Linked DNA regions of Mus musculus: region 1 is linked to region 2. Evidence: chromatin loops called from intact Hi-C (ENCODE). Cell type or tissue: heart. All regions are shown on one strand. Links, peaks and the distances in the headings refer to the core of each region. The heading gives the core; the rest is flanking DNA.

The links. A loop is a pair of places that touch in the nucleus more often than their neighbours do. Peaks named below come from ENCODE experiments on the same cell type or tissue, not always from the same donor. Only the 100,000 strongest peaks of a DNase experiment are listed, where the experiment ranks them.
Region 1: it touches region 2 in a loop (18-fold over the local background); 3 of 42 quality-filtered maps call a loop at or near these places.

The regions. Positions count from the first base shown.
Region 1 is chr6:32,978,763-32,983,762 of GRCm38, forward strand. All of the region lies in intron 3 of Chchd3 (coiled-coil-helix-coiled-coil-helix domain containing 3), which reads right to left. Among named protein-coding and RNA genes, the nearest start is that of Chchd3, 79 kb to the right of the region's middle. In heart, for the core only: a CTCF peak has its summit at 218; no DNase peak of the experiment used is centred there.
Region 2 is chr6:33,122,509-33,130,913 of GRCm38, forward strand. No RefSeq gene overlaps it. Among named protein-coding and RNA genes, the nearest start is that of Gm22321, 38 kb to the left of the region's middle. In heart, for the core only: a CTCF peak has its summit at 4,317; no DNase peak of the experiment used is centred there.

The DNA of each region.
Region 1 (5,000 bases), core at 1-5,000, 150 kb before region 2:
CTCAAAGGTTTGTCTTCAACGGTCAAGAACCAAGGTGCTTCTCTTCCTCTCGGTAGGGGTCTCAGCTTTCATTCTTTTCTTACTATTCTTCCAAGATGAACTGTGCTGTTGGTTGCTTAGCAGTGACTCTCAGCTTACTAGCTGTCATCTATACCCTGCTTCACACTGGGTCTTTCTAAACTGTTAGTGATTTGCTGGTTGGTGCTGGTAGAGTTTCCATTAGGGAGTGCCAGAGGGCAACTGCAAGGCTGAAGGAATACCTGCCTGGTGGCTTTGCTCCAATCCAGCTGGATGCAGAGGTTAGTTTATTCAACCTTGCAGGACCAAGCTCCTTGGGTGCCACTCCAGTGTCACTAGTCCCACCCACTGGTACCCTCCTCAAATCACTAGTACCCTCCCTTCTACCACCTCAGACACGACCACCGACCAGAAGGTACCCCCACTTCAGAGGCTCCACCTCCTTCCATTGCTCCCTAGGCTGAGGTGGGGACCTCTTCATGCTCTGTGTCTTGCATGACACATATGTGTCCTCTGGCAAGGCCAGTGAGTCCAGAATAGTTCAAATTAAGCAGTGACTATAGCTCATACACCAGATTCCAAAGACTTGACATGAAAGAAAAGGATGTAACATGCCTCTGCCATGAATGCTATATTGATTGCATATTTGAGATACACTAAAAAATAGAAACATTCCTAGAGATGTATTTATAATTTAGACAGTTACTAGGAAGTTAGCTATATAGGTAGGTAGGTGGCTCACTTTGATTCTGGTAAACAGAACTGCCTTAGGACTGGTAAATTTTGTTTCTTTTGTTTTGACTATTAATGTCTCATGAATAATCGTTACATCAAATTTCTCTGTAAAAATAATCAGTATGCTTTGTCTCCATAGATTCTACGGACCAGCTGTTTGTATTACTACATTCCCTAATTCCTCACAGGGAAACTCTCAGAGAACCCCAGGATTTCGGTCCTTCTGCTGGGACATCATCCAGCTTCCGGTCTGCAGAGGCAAAGCCTAGTACCCAGATCCTGTTTTCTTTACAAATTATCTATTCTTTCCATCTTAAAACTTCTACAATTTTCTTCTTATCCTCAGAATTTTTTTCTCTGTATTTTAAAAATTGTCACAATCTATGACTACGTGTGCATCTTTTCTCATCAATCCAGCCTAGAAAAATAAGAAGCCTTTCAATTTACAGGCTCCAGTCTGCCCTTGGCTTCAGAGAAAGCTGTCATTTAATTATCACCTCTCTTCCAACTCTTCCTTTGTCTTCTTCTGGAACTTAGGCTATCTTATCACACACAATATGCACATAAGAAATCAAGATACATCTTAAGCTGGTGGCATCTCATGATCAAGTGGCAACAAGTACCAATGTACAGATGGTGGCCTGTGAGCTACTGTGGAGACCTCCTGCAAGAAGCTGCTCCCGCTGAGGAGGGCTGTCCCCTTCTGTCTGTGACAAAGAGGCTTCTCCTTCTTTCCATCTGCTACTTCATCTGGGCCGAGACCCACCTCTGTACCACCCTCACTGAAAATACCTGAAGAGCCAAGAAACATGTCCTTGGGTGGCCAGCAGTGTGTGATCAGCCAACAGACCTGTAACTGAGAAAGTCTCCACATTCCATCTCCCCACACCACACCCACCTAAATAGTTGACAGAGATGGACCCCAAACATACTCTTAGGAGCATCCTTAAAACTGAGTCCACCTCTGTGTATTCTTATGCTACACCAAAAAAAAAATCCACTGGCTCACCCCACTCTCAGGCTTTTTGAAGAAATTGTTATTGGAAATGAGACAGGAAATGAAAGGGGGAAAAGAAAACAGTTCAACAATGAGCAACACTGGTGACAAACCTCCAATGGACCACGGACCCTTCCACTTTTAAAGGTCTTAATCATAGCGTTACATTTTAAGAGTGACTTAAAGAACTTTAGAATAAAGTTAATAAATTAAAAGCTAGAGTGCAGGTGGCAGATGTGGTGGCCCAAGCCCGTGATTCCAAAAGTGGAAGGCAGAGGCAGAAGCAAGAGGACAGGGAACTTGAGTATAGATAGCCTGAACTACATAATGAAACCCTGAATCAAACAAAATAAAACCACAATAAAGACTGGATGGGTTGATCTGGCAATGGGGGTGGACTAAATTGAAAACTAATGCTTATGAAAATAGTGTTTGTATATCATCTTTTCTTGATTGGCTACACTTTTCTAAAAAGAAACTTGTGCTCTAGCACAGGCCCCATGTATTACAGGCACTGTGAAGTCACTGTGTACACAAAGAACAAACTGTAGACCACAATCAAACAAAGGCAATGTTCCACAGGGACAGAGCAGCAGCGGGGTACATCATAAGGATGCAGGACAACCAAGTGAGGAAAGGAAAGACCTATATGGCTTTCAGACCATCAACGGAAAGCTGCAGGTCTAATGAAGCTGTGTAAGGAAACAGGACAATCCCTCTCCAGAGGAACACTGCGAAACTAATCCTGAATCCCCTTCAACAAAGGATAAGCAGCCTCTTAAGAATCAAATTTGTATCGTCGGGCACAGTGCAATCCCATGATTCACTAGTTAAACACGCGCCTCTAATCCACATCAGTCTCCTCTGAAGAAAGATGGCCTCAAATGCTTAACTCCGCACCCTCAGGAAACGTGAGAAGTGCTGACGAGGCCTATCCGGCCCTAAGCCAACTGTCCCATCTAGTAAAAGTCACCTTGGCACGCAGAGGAAGCACAGCGACAACTCCGGCACCCACTACTGCTCCACAGCAGTCAATTTTCAGGCTTCCCTGACACTATCCATCAGCCAACAAGTTGTTCCTTGGCAGATACTTTATTTCTAGTAGTCCCTCTGAAACCATGTTTAAAAAAAAATAAAGCAAATTCTAATAAAAATGAATTGATCTGAATGCCACACCAAGTCATATACTGGATTTTATTTTAATTTTCACCTTAAACATGAAAAGAGATGGTGAAAGTATGCAGATAAAAAGAAAGAAGTGGAATTGCTGACACCCTCTTGAGGATAACTCCAGTGCATTCCCTCACCAGGATTTCTCTTTCTCCACGACACTTAATATGTGATCGACATAAAAGAGCTGCACATTACTTAATATAAACATTTCTATGAATTTGGAAATAAGTAAACACCCATGAAGCCACGCTACCATCACGGCCATTAGCATCACTGTCATTTTCCAAAGCGTTCCAACCCTAATTATCTTAGATTTATTTAGTTTTAATTGTGTGCATGCGCCTATCTGTGGGTATGTGCATTTGAGGGCAGGTGCCTGTGGAGGGGTCGGATCCCCTGCAGCTGGAGTTACAGGCATTTGTGATCCAACTGACCTAAGTGCTGGGAACCAAGAGTGGGTCTTCTGCAGGAGCAGCATACCTTCTGATCACTGAGCCATCTCTCTAACTCCTCCATTATTATTATTAATACCAATGTTGCTGCGTGTAAAATTAACATATAGTTTAACCTCTTAACAAATCCTAGTTTACAACACAGTATTGTCAGATACAGGAATTATACTATATCCTCACTTGATATTTCTATCTCTGACTCAAAAGTTCAACTATAAATGTACTTCAAGAATTAAAAATTATTATACAGAATTCACATCAAAGACTTTATAAAAAAAGAAGTTGCCTGAATTATAGTACAAATCAAGTTTTGTTTTGTTTTTAAAGTCTAATGTGTAGATTACAGCACGCAGACAGGGAATCAACCTACAGGAGGCAGGCTTAACATTCAGGCTTTGCTCTGAGCTTCTCACAAAACATGATTTAAATGCACTCTAACAAAAGACGCCAGACCTCTGTGGTCCTTTCACCCCCTACTCTGTTCACTGTGTTCTCTGTAGCACGGGAGATTTTTTAAACTTGTAAGTCATACATATTATGTACATTTTTACATGTATAACACTGTCTACTAATATAATAGCTGCTACTTACAAAGAACCCTCTAATGCCACCCACATATTTTAACACGTTTACACACACAATTTCATTTATTTCTCATAAAAATCCCTCAGGGGAGCTGTACTCCCAATTCAGACCCAAAGAAAACAAAGATGGAAAGTTAAACAAATGGCTCAGAATTACACAGGCAAATAAGAGGCAGAACTCAAACTGAAGATTTATGACTCAAAACAAATGGCGGTCACTGTGTTGTGATCTTAACTGTATGAAACCCAATGCTCCAATAGGACACTCTAAGAGCATGTTCAGTTCTGAGTCCAAGTTTAGCTTCAGCTAGCTGTTCATGGCCATAACTAAAGCCTTCCATCTGCATGCATTTTCTCAGTGCATTGTCCTGTGGTCTGAACTTTAACTCTATCCTCATGCAACTGCAGAGGCAAGCACAGTGATTGACATCACATGGCAACAGGTGACAAATAATGTGTTCGCCTCCCTTTTTCATTCATAGATGCTTGAGGCTGAGATGGCTGTTAAAAAAGAGCCATTCCTGGGCTGGAGAGATGGCTCAGTGGTTAAGAGCACCGACTGCTCTTCCGAAGGTCCTGAGTTCAAATCCCAGCAACCACATGGTGGCTCACAACCATCCGTAATGAGATCTAATGCCCTCTTCTGGTGCATCTGAAGACAGCTACAGTGTACTTAGATATAATAATAAATAAATCTTAAAAAAAAAAAAAAGAGCCATTCCATAATACAACCCTGTATGTAAAAATCCCACTAAGAAAAAAAATGCATAAAACAAAAGGTATAGTCAAATTACTGTGTCTATAAGATATAGTGTGAACCATTACACAAAAACTAAAAGCAGTTTATATCTGTGTTTAGCCCCAAAAATGACCAAAATTGAGAATATAATAAATAAATGCTGAAGTTGCCTTTGAAAAGATTAATGCATATGTGGTCCCCCACACTGAGTAATTAGTTTTCCAAATGCCCTTTCCCTTCAGCAACACAGCTCCTAGGGAAGAAAAGGAATGGTGATGCTGTCACGAGGGAGACTGTGCTCA
Region 2 (8,405 bases), core at 1,490-6,489:
ACCCCAGTTTGAGTCAGCGCTCACCAGTAAGAATGACATGGGGACCAATACCCCAGCATGGCCCAGCTCTTGTTACATAGTTGGAATCCTAGGGGATCTGCCCTCAGTTGCTTAGTATATTCCAGAGCAGTTTGAGTTAAACCAGTCTGAGCTCTGCAAACACAGGTTTCTTAGCAACAACGAGGACACATTACCATGGGTCAGGTCCCCTCCTTGTCAAATCAACACTTGACGCTCTGTCTGGCTTCCTGTTGAGAGTGAGCATGCCCTCTTTACTAGACTCAGGAGTGTGCAGCCATCAAAAACAATACTGGTACATCAACACCTCAGCTTATGTCTTTGCATCTTCCACAGCTTGTTGGCTATTTATAGCAGGTATACTGCCCGAAGATGGTTTTGAGGGGCTGGAGGCACTAGGCAGTCTTTGTCTAACTCTTGTTTCTTTGTTGGAATTATCTCTTTCTATCTTTGTGTCCTGATGATGGATGCTGTGATGTGTCACCCAGAGTGAAGGAATTGCTGCCCAGCTGCTGGGAGCCTTAGGCAACTTGCCAGCACCCTTTGGGAAATTACTAAAGATTGTCATACAGCCCAAGGTCATACTCCCTTCCCAAATTGGTCTGCATCTAACAATTGATTAGTGGGGAGTTTAGAGTCACAACACCCAATTGGGAGAGTTCTTCACAGCTCCCTATAGAATTAGCTAAGATGCCATTGATCTGAGTCACAGACCAATGCTGCCAAATTCTACCTTCAGAAACTCCTTACATTTCTCTTATGTCTATTCTAAGAGAACCCTAGTAAAACGTCTGACTTCCTCAGGAGTATAACCTGCCATGGTCCTCAAACTCCAGATTTTAGGCTGGTGAGTGTGGTATTGGGAGGCAGAGAAATTGACTTTCATGGCTAAGCTGCTGATCACACACCATCAGGGTATACTCCAAAGGGTGTGCTGGGTGGATGATATCACCCCACCTTCTGTATTGATGCCTGACACACCATCACTGTGGCCAAATAGCTGACAAAAAACAACCAGAGGAAGTAAGGGTTGTAAGTCCAGAGGAATACAGTCCCCTATGATAGAGAAGATATGGCAGTGGGAGCAGCTTTCAGCTTGATCCATGATCCTACTAAGAAAAAAAAAATAGATCTAACTTTTTCCTTCCTCCTTTTTCATTCAGTCCAAGACTTGGGGTTACCAACATTCAGGTCTTTTGCCCTCAGTTCATCCTGTCTAATTAGAAATAATCAGATTCACCCAAAGGTGTGTTTCATTAATACCCTAGACACTTTCTAATCCAATCAAACTCCACCATCAAATACATCTTTTTTTTTTTTTGATAAGTGTGCTCCAGCGAATTCAAGCTCCTTTCAATCCTTTTTGTTAACTTTGAATTTATTTACATATAGTATGAGTCTTCACTGAAATTTGAAAATGTAGTTTGGCTTTGTTTCTAAGTCAGGTCATTTTGACAGTTAGCACTCTTATCTGTAGCTGACAAAGCACAGGCCTGAAGCACCTGGAGGAAGAATGAAGACACCTTCACATCTGTTACCACCACGTTATAGCTTGGGACCCTCCAGCTTTCTGATGTCGTCAAATCTTCTCAGGTAGGATGGGGTTGATCAGTCCTTGCATTAACTCTCCCCCTCCCCAATTATAGTGCAAGTTACAGACAGGCTTCCTTTCTGAAGGGAAAGAGAAGCTGAAATTAATGATATCTTGAAATATTTTTAAATTCCATGTGCTTAAGAAAGTATAGTTTAGTTAATTCACAAGTAAGTAAGAAAGAAGCTTGCAGTCTCACCCCCAAACACTGATTCTTCTGTTGATTTTAATAAGAACCCAAGAAAAGCCCCTTGACATCTGTCTGCCTTAGAGCCTTTTTATCTGTTGGGGACAAATAGGGATATCAAACTGGCTTGTGTGATGGGGGTGGGGGGGCACTCTTTTTTAGATTGTCAGATTTTCAGAACTGGAGATCGTGTAAGAAAGATGCAGCACTTGGCACACAAGACATATCGCTTACTGCAGATTCCAAACACAGCAATGACGGGGAAGTCTTTCAAGTGTCAGATCTGCAACTGCGGGTTTAACTGCTGCCTTGGATCTATGCTTTTCTCTAAGAAAAGCAAATTCACCTGCCCTTCAATGTCTAGTACAAGCAGGAAAATGAAGGGGCTTGTTACAAAACTGGAGGGTTTTGGTTGTTTTTTAAAAAAAAATCTTTTCTCCAAATGGCAGAAAATTGGCACAAACACCCATAATTTCCATAAAGAAAGTGATGGCGTTGGAGGTAGAGGGATGGAGTGGCAAAAGGCAAGGCAGAAGCTGCACTACTCAGGGATGCACTCCAGCTTCCCGACAGGGTACAACAAGGACCTCACTCCTGATCCCTCAGAAGCAGAATGGCCAATATCTGACTTATCTATCACTCTGCTGCTGTGAGGATGTATTTGAGCAAAATAATCTTCCCATGACATATTCACCTCGCCTAAACAAAGCGAGTGATGGGCAGTGAATTCCGGATGTCGGTGGTTCCCTGATGCTCTTACTTCTCTCTGCATTTGCTTCACCTTTGATGGCCCAGGGTATGGACAGCATCCTGAGATGGCTCACTGCTCTTCTCTCTTCCCCATTTGTCTTAGTCAGGGTTTCTATTCCTGCACAAACATCATGACCAAGAGGCAAATTGGAGAGGAAAGGGTTTATTCAGCTTACATTTCCACATTGCTGTTCATCACTGAAAGAAGTCAGGACTGGAACTCAAGTAGGTCAGGGAGCAGGAGCTGATGCAGAGGCCATGGAGGGATGTTCTTTACTGGCTTGCTTCCCCTGGCTTGCTCAGCCTGCTCTCTTATAGAACCAAGACTACCAGCCCAGAGATGGTCCCACCCACAACGGGCCTTTCCCCCTTGATCACTAATTGAGAAAATGCCTTACAGTTGGATCTCATGGAGGCATTTCCTCAACTGAAGCTCCTTTCTCTGTGATAACTCCAGCTGTGCCAAGTTGACACACAAAACCAGCCAGTATACCCTTCTTTTCCTCCTTTCCATGTTTATTTCTCCCTGCAATTAAAACGGTTTTCTCTCAGGGTGAGATATATGGCATATATTTAAAAGCAGTAGAATCTTATTTTCTCTCCAGATGTTGCATAAGTACCAAATACAATCAGAGTTGTCGACTTGGAACTATGATAAGGGCCTTTCTAAGGGTCCCAGGAAAGAGACGAGAGTATAACGTGAAGATTCTTACCATCTGCCACACAAGCACGTTAATAACTTTCTCTGTCTTGAAACAATGTGGCTGGCTCAGAAGTGTCCCACACTGCCACTGCTATCTCTTGTCCTCTGCCTTCTCATCCCTCTCCACGTCTTTCTTTATTTCTCATATTTTTCTGTTCTTATCCTCTTCCCCTTCCTCCCATCATCTTCCCCTCCTCCCCCTGCATCCCTTTTCCTCTATTTCTTCTTTACTCCTCCTCCGGTCCTCTCCTCTTCCTCTCTCCATCGCTTACTTCTGTTTCTATCCCTCTCCTCTTTTCCTGTCCACCACGTCTTCTTCTCTTCATGCTCCTTTCCTCATTCAATTTTCATTTTCAAGGAAAAATTCCTGGTCATGGACTGACCAGCAAAGATGTGGGAAGATGCCATAGATCCTGAACCCAATTCAGTCCATAGAGTCCAAGGAGACACGTTCTACCTGCCAAGCAGCACTAAGTGTACACTCACCAATTGTAAGCAAGCCAAGGCCTCGGGGGTGGGTAATCAAGCAACGTCATGGCAGTGATTTAACACTTGGAAAGTCTTTTGCATTAGAGAGAAGAAATGACAGAAAGAATAGTAACTCCATCATATCTACACAATGTTTTCTTAAAAGCTTGAAGCAAGGTAATTATTATCACACATGTATGAGTTAAAAGGGGCAGCGTTTTCTAGTCTGAAAAGATATATATGGTTTACTAAGTCAACCAGGACAAGGCAGGCTAAGTCCAGTTGGTATCAAGGCTTTCCAAATACAGGGCTGTGTTCCATCCAGAGCACGAAACACAAGGATCCCCCAGGGGACGTTCAGCCGGCAGGAATCTGAGCAGCCAGCAGCAGGAGAAGTCAGTACAGCAGAATGAATCACAGCCTGGGGCCAAAACTTAACTCAGTCCTAGCTCAGCTGCTTTGACAGCTCTTCAGCAGAGGATAGCAGGCATCGCGCTACCACTCTAGGACCAGGATTTCAGCACAGCAGCGGTGGACAGTTCCCTACACACTTCTCTGGCTTCTGTTCAACATCCCTCAGAAGGGACTCGGAAGCCGCCTGCAGGTGAGACCTGGAAATACAGAGGCCGTAATAAGCTCAGCCATTCATAAGTGAGTCAAGGCCTCAGCAGGAACAGAGAGCAACCCCCAAGACTTGCTTCACTCTTTCTCAGAGAAGCTCAAGGAGTAAGGACCAGCCACCCACAGCAGTCTCCAGTCATTAAAACAAAACATTCCTTAGCTATTTATTGGTTTTCCTCCCTACCTTCCATTCCTGGTTTCCCAGATACGTTCCCCCCCCACCACCACCACCACCACCAAATCACTCCCTGGATTCAAGTTAATCTCCAGATTTGTTTTTAATGCAATTCAAGCCTAACCCAGTCTCTTCTCCTTCGCTTCTCCACATCTCTCACTCATTTGATGGGTCTGTTGAGTCATACAGAATATTAGACACTACCAGCCCCACCTTCAATTGCTTTCAAGAGACACCCCCCCCCCATGGCTCATTCAATGTCCTTGTAACAGCAGTAAAATTTGCTAATGACTGGTTCATGTCTCTGTTGTCTGCATCTCCACATTGAGGATGCTCTGAGCTGGCCTTATTACTGCCCAGCATTTTAAATAGCTCCCCCTGTCTGTACCCTTAGACCATCATTGGCCAACTTGTTCTTTTTTGAGCTAGACAGTCACTAGTCAGGCTTTGCAGCCATGACTCGTCTATGGTATACTGTAGTAAACATGGGTGATATAGAAATGTATGATTAAGGCTGTGTTCCACCAAGGCTTTAACAATGGATTGGACTCTGAAATTCATCCCATTTACACGGACCACAGAATACTCTTTTGCATCAATTCAGTGATTAAATAACTGTTTCGGATGTAAAGGAATAATCAGGGTAGATTGCTGGGTCTTGACCTAAATCTTGAGCTCTCCAAACAAAGAATGCTTTCTCCAAGCATCTCACTGTCATTGCTGGGCATGGTGCCCAGCACACAGAGCATTCTTAGCACAGAATAGGTGGCTAAGCAAGAGGAGCAAAGGGTACTCCCTACTTGCTTCCAGAAAGGCACTCACCTGCTGAGCCTCACAGTCATCTCTCCATGAAGTGTCATGAAGACAGGCTCTTCCTACATGTAGTGTCCCTCTGCCTGCTTGAGTATCTCTCTCTGTGCCCCAGTCTCTCTGATAAGCACTTGATTTGTGGGTCTGAGTTCACGGCCAGTAGCATAAAACCGCCCTCTTCCCAGCCTGGTTTCTAGAATTCTTCAGGAAACATTTGGCAATGGTTAGCCATCTGAATTTGTGTGTGGAGAACAGGATTATGGGTAACAGGTGTTTCTGCTGATTCTGCCAGAAGAAGACTGTTCCAACCAGCTGAAACTTGAAAGCGTTGTTATTGAAATCATTCACACACACACACACACACACACACACACACACACACACTCCAGGGGAAAATAATGCATGGTTACAATCTGATCAAGCAATATTCCTAGCTGCTGTTCTATAAGCTTCGAGGACATTCCCTTAGATGACTTCCCCATTGATTTCATCCACACTGAAAGGATAACCATCTGCAGACTCAGCCTAAAGGATTTATCACTTCCTGGTTCTGGTGCTAAAACAACTGCCCACCACTGATAAGATCAGGAGACTGGTTTAACAAATTGAACTTTAATATGATTTTCCTAAGAAAATTTATCATCCCCAGATACCCCATGGCATGCTGAAACAGCCTCTGCAGGAGATGAAGGGATAAGAAAGCCCCGTAACAGCATGGCCTTTGGGCTCAGCGATGCTCTGATCCATGCATTAAGATTGTATGGGTACATGTGTGCCCCTGTGGGAGCTCCCAGGGAAGTGTGGTGACTTGGGAAGAGAAGTGTGACCCACACACATCAATGACCATTTCAGGGAAGGACTGAACAGAAAGGAGCCCTTGAGTCCCCTGCTCCCTGTCTGAGTCTTCTGTCACACCCGTGGGTAATCTGGTACCCCAGAACCAAGCCACTGGGCCTTTGTCACCCTCCCACCATGGAAACTTGTTTCCAGAGAGAACATCGGATGAAATACTCATGCTGAATGCTGCAGCCTGGAATAATCATAATGTAAAGTACTGACTGTTGGACTCTTCCTGTCAGAATGCCAGTCCAGGCAGGCCAGGATGTGTACCTGTCATGACGTGTTACAGTTTTCTTAAAATAGCCAATGAGTAAGTGACACACATTTAGTTACAGAAACACTGCCATAGAACACACTACAGAGCACATAGAGAGGGAATAAAAAGCTCAGATAAACCTTTGCAGAAGGCCTGATGCACATTGGCCCACACATACCCTGATGATTGTACTTGCAGACATGCTTGTTTTAACAAATACAGTATTTTTAAAGTGCCTAGAAGAGTGTTCATAGGAACAAGATATGATTTTTTTTGTCATTTTCTTAACCAAGCAAACATAAATAAAACAAATGAAAAGCTGACAAACTTTCATAGATGGCGAGGAGAAGGGAGAGAAGGAAGTCCGACTCAGGAAGGGAGAGAGGGATGTCTGTCTGTCCCAGCATCCCTCTCCTGTCTGAGGAGCACCCACATTTTCCCTTTACTCTCTCAGTTCTTCCAAATTGGGGGTGTTTTTTTTCAATTTAAGCTCATAACTGCTGTTTATTGGCAGCAAGATCTCTCAGTCCCAGAGTGCTAGGGTTGGGAAGGGCCACAGCCCCGTGCACTTTGGGAATCCCTGAGCTACTGCTGCTATATTTTAACAGATTTCAGCTAAACAAATGCCTCTCTGAAGGCATCACCTGGAGACACTGAATGAGACAAAGTTAATCCCTCCAGTCTCACTGACTACATAAACATCTCCCACGGAAGATCAGGTCACGGAAGATCGGGTCACCTTGGTGTTGACTCCCTTCCTCAGATGGCCACTGTTGATGACCCAGATATAAAACAATAAGAAAGACGAAGGCCATGGCTTCAAAGTGTGAGCCTGTTTTGTGCTTCTCATTGTAATGAAGAGCTGTTTTGTCATCACCTAAGCAGCCTCATCCTAGAAAAGGGTTGGTGTCTTCCTGCCCCTGTTTTGTTAGGGAGGGACTTTTCTGTCTTTTCCAACCTGCAACTGACAAAGCAGAGACTCAGATCCAGGCCTGTCTCGGTCACACATTCCCTGTATGAGGCATTGTGCTGAAGGGTTTGCATGTTGTCTCTAAGTCTTGCCACAGATGGGAAGGGGCATTGGTATCCCTTTTTTTCTAGTTGGGACTGGTGCAAGGTTAGAACTCTTAGTGATGGAGCTGCTATTTAAAGTGGGGATGTTCTGGCTCTTGCAGCGTGCCTTCTTGCTGTTCCGGAATTGTGGGTCCTTTTCATTTTCTCCTTTAATTTTTAAAATATTTTTTCAGATTTTTCTAAAATAAGCATGTATAACACTAAAATGTTGTCTTTTATAGCCTTTTAATTACAAAAGGAACACACGGAATGAGGGCTTACTATGAAACATGGAACACTGTGGATATTGAATTACTGCTATAATGGGTAGAAGAGATTATAAAATGGTGTTATTGCATATTTAGCTTTACTTTTATTTCTGCTATTGCTAGCAATTCTTTCAGAGTGAGGTGAGGTAAGTCTGGGTCAAGACTCCTCTTTTTCACACAAAGATCCTGGCAAAGAGTGCAAATGGTGGCCATCGTTAGCCTGCACTGAGAGATCAGTAGCCCTCCCTCTCCGTCTGCTCCCGCCAAGTCCACAGAACTGGGGCAGTTAGTGAGGGTTCCAAGAATGCCCCCGAGAGGCAAGCTTCTCTTGACTCTCTTACACAAGCATGGTAGCCTATAGGTTAGTGAGCACTCAGAGCTGTAGGGGCAGAGCAAAGGCGGAAGTGAGTGCTGGCTGCCACATTTTAAAGGTTGTTTTAGTTACTTTTCTTACTGAGATAAAACACTTGAACAGTTTGGAAGTACAGCCCATCACTTCAAGCAAGAGGTTACGGCAGGATTGTGAGGCAGCTGTCAAACTGCATCTAGAGGCAGTGAGCTAAATACTGGTGTTCGGCTTCATTTCTCCTTTTTATCTTGTCTGGGACCCCAGTTCATTGATGGTACCACCCATGTTCAGAGTAAGCCTTCTTTCTTCAATTAA